Regions from separate parts of the Homo sapiens genome. Here all the other regions are linked to region 1. The links are chromatin contacts, found by Hi-C or POLR2A ChIA-PET in ENCODE. All regions are on one chromosome and are shown on one strand. Each heading gives the region's core, a stretch centred on a gene start or an enhancer-like site at or near the end of the contact. The rest is flanking DNA. Distances are from core to core; before and after follow the strand shown. Region 1 has its middle 29 kb from the start of ARID3B. Region 2 has its middle 14 kb from the start of MIR6881. Region 3 overlaps ARID3B (AT-rich interaction domain 3B).

What was found. A loop is a pair of places that touch in the nucleus more often than their neighbours do. ChIA-PET counts read pairs that join two places held with the same protein, here RNA polymerase II (POLR2A). Pooled maps may share reads with other maps.
Region 2: a pooled map shows a loop between it and region 1 (5-fold over the local background). The contact joins two enhancer-like sites. A Hi-C loop is called at or near these places in 6 of 37 single-sample maps with no recorded cell type and 5 of 50 pooled maps.
Region 3: a loop to region 1 is called in a pooled map, with 2.7 times the contacts of the local background. The contact joins two enhancer-like sites. A Hi-C loop is called at or near these places in 2 of 50 pooled maps. POLR2A ChIA-PET finds 5 or more read pairs at or near these places in 4 of 52 experiments (BJ, Panc1, WTC11 and 1 more).

Annotation. Positions count from the first base shown.
Region 1 is chr15:74,510,646-74,513,971 of GRCh38, reverse strand. No RefSeq gene overlaps it. Among named protein-coding and RNA genes, the nearest start is that of ARID3B, 29 kb to the left of the region's middle. RefSeq lists enhancers at 1,394-1,453, 1,764-1,813. Within about 2 kb of position 1,756, at least 9 of the 41 ENCODE cell types and tissues checked have a DNase peak (open chromatin) inside an H3K27ac peak, as active enhancers do.
Region 2 is chr15:74,395,818-74,399,143 of GRCh38, reverse strand. No RefSeq gene overlaps it. Among named protein-coding and RNA genes, the nearest start is that of MIR6881, 14 kb to the left of the region's middle. RefSeq lists enhancers at 1,344-1,393, 1,414-1,833, 1,423-2,056, 2,074-2,273, 1,443-2,642 and 3 more. Within about 2 kb of position 1,648, at least 9 of the 41 ENCODE cell types and tissues checked have a DNase peak (open chromatin) inside an H3K27ac peak, as active enhancers do.
Region 3 is chr15:74,596,686-74,600,011 of GRCh38, reverse strand. ARID3B (AT-rich interaction domain 3B) reads right to left here. Exons shown (of 9, transcript NM_006465.4): 9 at 1,881-3,326. It overlaps CLK3-AS1 (CLK3 antisense RNA 1), which reads left to right. Exons shown (of 9, transcript XR_007064715.1): 9 at 1-1,093. Among named protein-coding and RNA genes, the nearest start is that of CLK3-AS1, 17 kb to the left of the region's middle. RefSeq lists enhancers at 1,430-1,724, 999-1,887, 2,503-3,003. Within about 2 kb of position 1,596, at least 33 of the 41 ENCODE cell types and tissues checked have a DNase peak (open chromatin) inside an H3K27ac peak, as active enhancers do.

The DNA.
Region 1 (3,326 bases), core at 507-3,006:
TCCCAGTAAAATTCGTTTTATTAGTGTGAGGTGAGGGGCATGTACCCCTTAGGATGAGGTTGGAGGCAATGACTCAGTGACTCAGTTCAGCAATAGCTTTTTCTAAAACCTTGAGTCTTTTTTTTTTTCAATCTCTTCAACATCTTTTGCAGGCTGCGGATGGGTAGTGAATGAAGATTGAAAACTGGTTTTCTTTTCTTTTTTTTTTTTTTTTTTGAGATGGAGTCTTGCTCTGTCGCCAGGTTGGAGTGCAGTGACACTATCTTGGCTCACTGCAATCTCTGCCTCCTGGGTTCAAGTGATTCTCCTACCTCAGCCTCCCAAGTACCTGGAATTACAAGCACGTACCACCACATCCAGCTCATTTTTGTATTTTTAGTAGAGATGGAGTTTTACCATGTTGGCCAGGATGGTCTCGATCTCCTGACCTCGTGATCCACCTGCCTCGGCCTCCCAAAGTGCTGGGATTACAGGCGTCAGCCAGCGCGCCCGGCATGAAAATTGGTTTTCTATAATCTTCTTTTGCAAATCCTGTATTGGTGGACTTGCCCGTAACTTTGAAGTGTGACCTTATTGTTTTGGTGTCTCGGCCAAACTTGAGACGAGTGAGGTTCCTTTAAATATCCTATGTATGACATAACTCTGGAAGTACACATAAGGAACAGGAAATATTGGTTACCTTTGGTGGGGAATTTATTGGCTCAGGGCAGCAATGAGAGTGAGAATTTTTCACATATATACTTTTTTGAACCATTTTAATTTAAAACCATATGGTATATAATATCAATTCAAAAATTTAAATTAAAGAAATGTACCTCCTAAATATATTATAGTCATACAATGGAACACTTGGCAAATCTTAAAAAGAATGAGCTATATATCCCGATGTACAAAAATCTCAAAGAAACTGGTGTGGTAGTGTGTACCTATAGTCCCAGCTACTTGGGAGGCTGAGACTGGAGGATTGCTTGAACCCAGGAGTTTGAGTCCAGCCTGGGCAAGATAGCAAGACCCCCACCTCCACCCCACAATTACCTCTAAGGAAAAAAATAATAAAAAGAAAAATCTCAAATATCTTAAACTTGATTCTCATTTCTTAACCACAGAAAAGGCCTTTTTTTTTTTTTTGAGACAGAGTTTTGCTCTTATCACCCAGGCTGGAGTGCAATGGTGTAATCTCGGCTCACTGCAACCACTGCCTCCCAGGTTCAAGCGATTCTCCTACCTCAGCCACCTGAGTAGCTGGGATTACAAGCGCCTGCCACCATGCCTGGCTAATTTTTATATTTTTTGTAGAGACGGGGTTTCACCATGTTGGCCAGGCTGATCTCGAACTCCTGACCTCAAATGATCTGCCCGCCTCGGCTTCCCAAAGTGCTGGGATTACAGGCGTGAGCCACCGCGCCCGGCCAGAAAAGGCTTGTATTTCTCGTACATGGGCATGTATAGTGCAAGATGGACAACTTTTCAGGGCAGCTGTTTCTGCATCTGGTGACTCAGGGATCCAGGCTGTTTCCATTTTGTGGCTTCACCATCTAAATGCGTGGCTTTCACAATTGCTGCAGCAGGGGAAGAGAGAGCTGGAGAGACATAAAATGGCACTAAATGCTTTGGCCCAAGAGTGCCCAATATCATTTCTGTTCATAGCCCTTGAGCCAGAACTAGTCTCATGGTCTCAGCCTCACCGCAAAGCAGGACAGGAAATGTTGTCATCCTTTATGCCCAGAAAAAAGGAAATGAAATGAGGTTCAGTATCATATGGCATCGTGTCTACCACAAAGACACAAACAAGTAACAGGAGGAAGGGTCCTGAGGATCTAATATCAGGAGATTTACTTTTCACTATACTATTCACTCTATTTCTCTTTTTTTATACAACAAAAAGTGAGTATGTATACATACTTGTTCACTGTATTGTTTTGAATTTTTTAACCATTGGCTTGTGTATACTTTTTCAATGAAAGACTTTGTAATTTTTGCAATGGATGCTAAGATTAGTGGGTAAAAGTTTTATGAGGAACAGGATATAGTCTCAAAATATCTCCCCACAAGATACTTATTGGCCAGGCATGGTGGTTCATGCCTATAATCCCAGAGTTTTGGGAGGCTGAGGCCAAGTTGGGAGGATTACTTGAGGCCAGGAGTTGGAGATCAGCCAGGGTAACATAGCAAGACCTGTCTCTACAAAAATAAAATATTAGCCAGGCCTGGTGGCGTGCCTGTAGTCCTTGTTACTCAGGAGGATGAGGTGGGAGGATCACTGGAGCCCGGAAATTTGAGGCTGCAGTGAGTTATGATTGCGCCACTGCACTTCAGCCTGGGCAACAGAGTGAGACCCTGTCTCTAAAAAAAGAAAAAAAAAAGATACTTATTAACTAAAAATCGACAAAGAATAACTTTAAAGTGGAAAACTGGCAGACACCACCTTGACCTAAAAATAAAAATTAACATCACCAGTAGTCAGTAATGTGCCTCCTGATTTAATAAACCAAGAACACAGCATCAGTTTTAGAATATTCCTGCCAAAAATGTATAGCCTGAATCTAATCATGAGGGGAAAAAACAGATAAACCTAAAACAAGAACCTCATACAAAATATCTGGCCTGTATTCTTCAAGTGACAAAGGATCGTGGGAGGCAAAGTCAGACTGAGGAATTATTCCAGATTAAAAGAAACTAAAGAGATTTCTCAACTAAGTGCAGTGTGTGATCCTGGATTGGATCCTGAGCCAGAAAAATAATTTTTCTTTCTTGTTTTTGAGACAGAGTCTCGCTCTGTCGCCCAGGCTGGAGTGTAGTGATGCTATCTCGGCTCACTGCAACCTCCGCCTCCTGGGTTCAAGTGATTCTCCTGCCTCAGCCTCCTGAGTAGCTGGGACTACAGGTGCGCACCACCACGCCTGGCTAAGTTTTGTATTTTTAGTAGAGCCAGGGTTTCACCATGTTGGCCAGGCTGGTCTCGAACTCTTGACCTCAGATGATCTGTCCACCTCGGCTTCCCAAAGTGCTGAGATTACAGGCATGAGTCACCATGCCTGACCTTAGAAAAATAATTTTTCTTTTTGCTGTGGAAAACATTATTAAGACAGTGGAGGATATCTGAATAAGGTCTCTGGGTTAGGTAATATTATTATATCAATGTTATTATTTTTATTTTATAATTGTGCTACTGTTATACAAGAGAATACAATATTCTTGTTTTAGGAAACACATACTTAAGTATTTAGAGATACAATTTCATCCTGTTTGCAATTTATTCTCCAATGGTTCTGGAAAAATAATTTCATATATCATACATATATTTGTGTGTGTATATATGTCTGTAT
Region 2 (3,326 bases), core at 399-2,898, 110 kb after region 1:
AACTCCTGGGCTCAAGTAATCCTCCTGCCTGGGCCTCCCAAATAGTTGGGACTACAGGCGTGAGCCACTGCATCCAGCTTCTAGGCATTTCATATAAATGGAATTGTACATGTCACCTTTTGTGTCTGACTTCTTTCACTTAGCATACTGTTTTCAGGGGTTATCATGTGGTAGCCTGAACCAGGACGCCCCATCTTCTCACTGCTGAATGAGAGCTCATTGTGTGGCTAGGCCATGTTGCTTATCTGTGCCTCAGTTGATGGACATGGACATTGTTCCCACTTTTCGGCTGTTATAATAATATCCAGAATAACGCTGTATGAATATTTGTGTACAAGTTTTTGTGTGATCAGATGTTTTCAACTCTTTGGAACATCTATTTACCTGGGAGTGGGACTGCAGAATCCCATGGTAACTCTGTGTTCAACGTTTTGGGCAACTGACAAACTGCTTTCCACAGAGGTGATACCATTTTACATCCCCGCCATCAGAGTGTGAGGGCTCTAATCTTGCCACAGTCTCACCAACACTTGTTATTTTCTCTGCCTTTATTCTTTCAACACACACACACACACACACACACACACACACAGAGAGAGAGAGAGAGAGAGACATTGAGACAGGGTCTTGCTCTGTCACCCAGGCTGGAATACAGTGGTGCAATTTTGGCTCACTGCAATCTCCGTCTCCTGGTCTCAAGCAATCCTCCCACATCAGCCTCCCGCGCAGCTGGGACTGCAGGTGCATGCCACCACACCCAGATAATTTTGTGTATCTTTTGTGGAGATGAGGTTTCACCACATTACCGAGGCTGGTCTCGAACTCCTGAACTCAAGAGATCTGTTGGCCTTGGCCTCCCAAAGTGCTGAGATTTCAGACATGAGTCACTGTGCCTGGCCTTCAACACATATTTTGTTGAGCCCCTGCTTGGTGTCAGGCCTGTGCTGGGGTAGGGGATGCAGGGGTCCAGGCTGCTCTTGCAGAGCCAAAGGGACATAGATGTGACCCAGTGGTGGCTGGTGCTGAGTGGAGGGAAGGAGGAGGTGAAGTGATGGGAGTGACCTGCATGGACAGTCAGGGCAGGCTTCAGGGAGGCAGCGTTTGTGCCCTGGGAAGGTCTTGGCTGTTACTGTCCAATCCCAGCCTCTGTCCCTTCCCAAGTCCCCAGGATGAGTGGTAGTCAAGGTGCTGGGTGCCTCAGTGTTATAATGTGAAAAGTCTCAGCCTGGCCTGAAACTCACCCATTAGAGCCCTCACCTGCAGATTCTATGCCCACAGCCCAGGCCAGATGAGGAAACTGTGGCTCAGAGAAGGGAATGACTTCCCAAAGGTCATCCCAAAAGGTAGTGGCAGAGGGAGACCAGATCCCTGATCTACAGATGCCCAGCCTGGGGTCCTTTTAGCTCTGATGGGGTGAGGCCTGGGGCAGCATGAGGCTGGGAGCAGGGAAGATGGGGGAGGGCAGGAGGCTGAGAGAGCCCAGGTGAGAGAGGGCCAAGCTTGAAAGGTTTTCCCAGGCTGGGGGAGAGGCCCTGGTCAGGATGTGTATGGGTAAGGGGTGAGATACAGAGGTCCCTGGGGCGGGCCCAGACCTGTTTCTCCTTTGCCCAGTTTCAGTTCTGTTTTGCTTGTCCCCTTCTGTTTTGCGTTCAGAGTGGGTTGGGGTGGTGGTGGGGTGACTCTTAGCCCCCATCTTGATCCCCATGGTGGGGGATGAGGAGATGGGCTTAACTCCAGACACCACTTTCAGTCCCCCTTTCTACCCCCACCCAGGGTCCCCCAGTCTAAGGGCGGATGCGGGAGGCCTGGCTGGGTCCGTCCTCACAAGGAGGGGCAAGCTGGGCAGAGCCTGGCTGGCCTCCCCTGCTGCCATACCTTGGAGCCCACAGCCTCCAGTGGGTAGTGACTGGCCCCAAATCTAGACATAGGTAATGTTTGCTTAGTGAGCTCATGTGCTATGGGACTAAGTTGAAATGCTCTGCCCCTTACTCATACACCCTTATTGACTCACAGGTCCCCAAGGTGAGTCACGCCCACATCAGGTATTGTGGGTGTATGAGACATACACCCACTGCAAACTGGGATGCAGTTTCCAGTCCCCCTGCCAGCATGCTTAGGGCACCAGGAAGGGCAGTGGGTGCTGATGGGCCCCAGATTTACCAAAGATGACTCCAGTTGGAGGCCTTGGACTGCTGTGGGCTTGTCAGGGGCCTTTGTGGCCCTGGGAGGAGGTGTCTGGGGCTGCTCCAATGTCTTTGGGGTCTCTCAGGTTGGGGTGGATCCTTTGGGAGTGCTGGGCACTGGCAGAGACTCAGGCCGCAGGGAGGGGACTTGCTTTCCCTCTGGCTCCCTCAGGAGGCCTCAGCTGCAGTGCTGGGTGCTGGCTGTCCTCAAACCCATGTCCTCCAGCCCCCTGACGTCTTCTCATTTCCTCATCTCAGGTTTCAGCCCACTCAGGCTGACGTTGCCTTCTGATCTCGTTTTTCAGCAGCCCCCAGGTCTCCGTGGCTGCTGTGCAGAAACGCGAGTGGTTGGGGGAAGTCCACATGATGCTGGCCTTGAAGAGCCTCCTGCCAGCCAGGCCTCAGGAGGGCTCACTTCCCCATTGCAGAACTCCTGCGGAGACCCAGGGGCAATTTCTGGTCTTTAGCACAGGGCCTCTGAGGGGCTGGCTTTTCCTAGGGGCTGCCCTGGTGCTGTGGCACCGTGGGGTGGGGGATTTCGGCAACGCCAGGGGCTCGACATGGCTGAAACTTCTTTGGACAGCTCAGCTACCCCAGGTAGAAGCCTCTGTCCCTCCCGGAGCCAGGCCTGTCCCAGCTTCGAAGTCAGATGTTGGGACATGCTGTATGCCTTTGGGACGAGTAGCCCCGTGGGCTCAGAGCTCTGACAGTGAACCCAGATGGGGTTGCTGTGAGGCACTGGGCGGGTCTAAACAAACAAGGTGCTGTGTGAGTGCATAGGTGCGAACAGGCTGCTCCAAGGGACTCTTGAATTGTCTTTGCGGACAAGTGGGAGTTAGCTGGAAAAGAAGGAGCTGCGTGGTCAGAGGCGTGGAGGCAGGCAGTGGAATAACCCATGTGGAGAACTGCAAGCATTTCCACATGACTGACTGGAGTGTGAGGGGGTGTAGGAGACCGGAGGGCAGGCGGTGGGCAGGGGGCTGGAGAAGGACCCTGAGGGCTCAGCCAAGGAGCAGGACTTTTCCTGAAGCAGCAGAGGCAGAGAGCCAGGCCCCTCCTGAGCCCTCTCACTTCTGTGCAGGGACACCTCCCAGTGAAGTAGGCCTGGGCCTCAGAGGCACCCCGACCCTGGCTGCTGACTCA
Region 3 (3,326 bases), core at 347-2,846, 86 kb before region 1:
CCAATATGGCTCTTGGTGGATGAGACCACCTGGCACTTTCCCAGGGGACCCTGTGGCTAAGAGTAGAGCTAGGCAGGCACTGCCCAACACCATAGGGGGTGCTGCGGGCCTGTAGGCTTGGTTGGCCCAATTACTGCCCTAATGCCATCGGACAGTGCCCACCAGGGACTCTCTGTCTTGCCAAGGAAGGCCTTAGGCACTGGGCTTTAGACATTTCAAAGTGAGTTCTCATTCACTTGTGTCTCCGATCACACTAGAGTCCCCATTTCACAGACAAACTGCCCAGAGTTTGTCATAGGTCACACAGCAAACCAGCAACTAAGCCCCCTGGTCCCCTAATCTGCCCCAGAAAGGTAGTTTCTCAGCTGTTCTGAGCTTGACAGCATGAACATCCTCAGGAGCCACAGGCAAAGTGGGCTGAGGCTTGGCATTCCCCTCGAGGTCATCTGGCCATTCTGAACGCCCCTCCTCAGCCTGCTTCCTCCGGCTGAGCCATGTGCCCCCGGAACCCCTCTGAACTCTGTTGCCGATCCCTCCCTCCATCTGCGCCTTCAGTGAAGCAGTTTCTTAAAGGAGGGGTCCTTGGTACCGTGGAGGGACAGGACATCTCTGGGAATTCGTACCCAGCTGCGTTCGTGCTGAGTTCTTCATGACCCACTCCTTCCAGCGTCAGCTGGTGGATCCAGGGCTGGGTACTGAGCCGTACTGGACCAGTGGGCCCCCTCCCGGGATCGCTGGACTTGGAGCAGAAGAGTCCCTCCAGGGCTGAAGATTGGACACAGAAAACTTGGGAACTGTCAACTGCCCTGTTATTCACCTCGTGAAAAAAGCTGGATTTCTAATGAGAGCGAATGGAGGTGACAATTCCCAGAAACTGGAATTGGGATGGTGAGATTTTAGTTCAGCCGCCGGCGGTCTCATGCGTGGAGGTGATAAAGTTGAGCTTTGAGGTGGTCTTCAGAGGGAGAGGAATACCCTCTGCGGGCAGAGCTTCCTGGGTTCCGGGCCCTTCCGGACGTCAACACAGGTCCAAATGCCCTTGGGCTCCTCCGCACACCCTGGGTGCAAGAATAAATCCTTCTCTCTGCCGCCATTAGCCTGACTGGCTTCGGTTACTTCGCACAAAAAGCCCTTGCCGAGCAAACGTCCCCGGTGCTGCTCCAAAGGAGACCCCTGCCCTCCTGGAAGCTCCTCCCTGAGGCCGGGTATCCACTCGCCGCTCGCAGCCCTCGCTCTAGCTCCAGCTCCTGTTCCTTTTCCTGCCCACCCCGCCCAGTGAGGAGATCAGCACCCCTTGTCTGTCTCTGTGTCTGTCGGGGTTCGTGCCTCACTGTGTCCAAGCCCGGCTTCTATCCCTAGTCCCTTCCTGTTCGCGCCACTCCTGCTTGCTTTCTTCTCCCCTTCCCTCCAGCGGTGGTTCCAAACCTTCTCTTCCATAAGACCCTCCATTCCGTTTCCCAGAGACCCAGGGGTGCCCCTCGCAGGGGCAGAGGCGCAGCCTGTAGTGGATCTCCCTCCGCGCAGGGCGGGCAGTCTAAGGTCATTCCCGGTCACCCTGCCCCCTCGCTCCCATTGGCTCTGGGGAGGGCACGTGACTCAATCCTGGCCAATGGCGTGGCGGGGCCTGTGGCTTGCTGCCGGGCAGGCTTTTCTAGGAGCTTCTGGGGTAACGCCAGAGAAACCTGCTAACACACAAGGTTAGCTGAGAGTGAGCTCAGTGAGCTTTCCCTTTGAAGAAGGCGTGGGTGAAGGGGAGAAGGTTCAGGAGAAATCAAGGGGTCAGGAGTAGTTCACTCAGTCCCCTTTCACTCTGAAGGAGCTCACCTCTCCCCAGTACTGTCCAGTGGAAAGGCCACTCAAAGCAACTGAGAGAGACCTGCTTGTGTGAAGAGGTAGAGGTTTATTGAAATATAAACATTCGAGAACATGTAAGATAGAAAATAACCACAACATATAGACACTTGCTGCAGGAGGACATCTGAGGTATTTACTCACTGCCTAGGCTACCCATGTGCTATCACATTTTTCCTGGTTAGAATACATATAAGATGGAGAGCAGGAGGGGACAGAGCTGCCCTGGCTGATGGCACCTTCAGGGGAAGCTCTGCTTGGGCCAAGGCCCCACTCGTGGGGGCACCTGCTGGCACCCCTCATCGGGCTCTGGGTGACACCCTGCTGTTGTCCTTGAGGGCAGTGAGGGTTCACTCCAACGGTGTGGCCAGGCGAGCTGCCTGGGGAAAGGGAGAGGATCCAATGACCGGAAAGACACAGTGTGCTTTCCCTGCATCCTCTGGGTGGGAAGAGTCCATCCTTTGTGACCAAACCCCTGAGAAAGACATACTGGCCAAATGTCTGAGACACCTTCAAATGGGCCCAGTGCCAGCCAACTGGGCTCCTCACTGGCACCACGTCCCAGATGCCCTTCTCTGCCCACACCCTGCAGGCTGAGGCCAGAGGAGGTCAGCCCTCGGGAGATGGGGTATGTGTGTGTGTGTGTGTATGTGTGTGGGAGTGGGGGTGAGTGTGTGTGGAGGGCTGAGAGAAGACGCAGTTGAGCAGAGCTGCAGCTTACCGGGCTGAGGTATCTGTTTGTGCTCAAGCTTTTGATTCCCTTTCCTCTCCTACACAGGACTGAATGCGAGCCACGCTGCCACACACACCCACGCCACGCGCGGTGTCTCCCACTGCCACAGCCCCATGTCACAGTGGTGGTGTTCTGCTGAACATTCCAGGGCTTCCTCGACTGAGGTGAGCCGCAAGCGAATCAATTTTCTTTACAGCACAGGAGCTGCCTGCTCCCGCGCAGGGTCCAGGAGGAGCTGTGGAGTTATTCATCTCCTCATACCCTGGGGCGGCTCAACCTCTGGCAAGGCCAGCGAGGACCCCAGCCTGCCTGTGCCCTGAGCTGGGAATGCTGAGTGATGGGGAGGTGTCCTCTGCCTCCCTGGTCAGCTGGGGGTGGGGGTGTGGCAGAAAACGGTCTTCAGAACTGGTACAGTTTCAGGGCCCGACCCGGTGTGAGAGCGGGCCTCTCCACTCCACCTCCCCGCCCCCGCGATCCCTGAGTCGTCTCCCCTGCATGCCTCCACCCACCTCCTCACTGGGCTTGAGGGAAGGGCCAGAGGGGCCGGGTTACCCAATCACTTGCTTGGCTTTGGGGGTGATCTGTTTTCATTTCTTTGGTGCTACGATAAAAATTTTAAAATAAAAAAAAAACAAAAGTCAGCAAAACACATATAAAAAAGATTTCAGAGATGCAAATACTTCCTGAAGACTCAAACATCAACAATTACAAATCTGAGGTATTTCAATGAACCTGACATCGG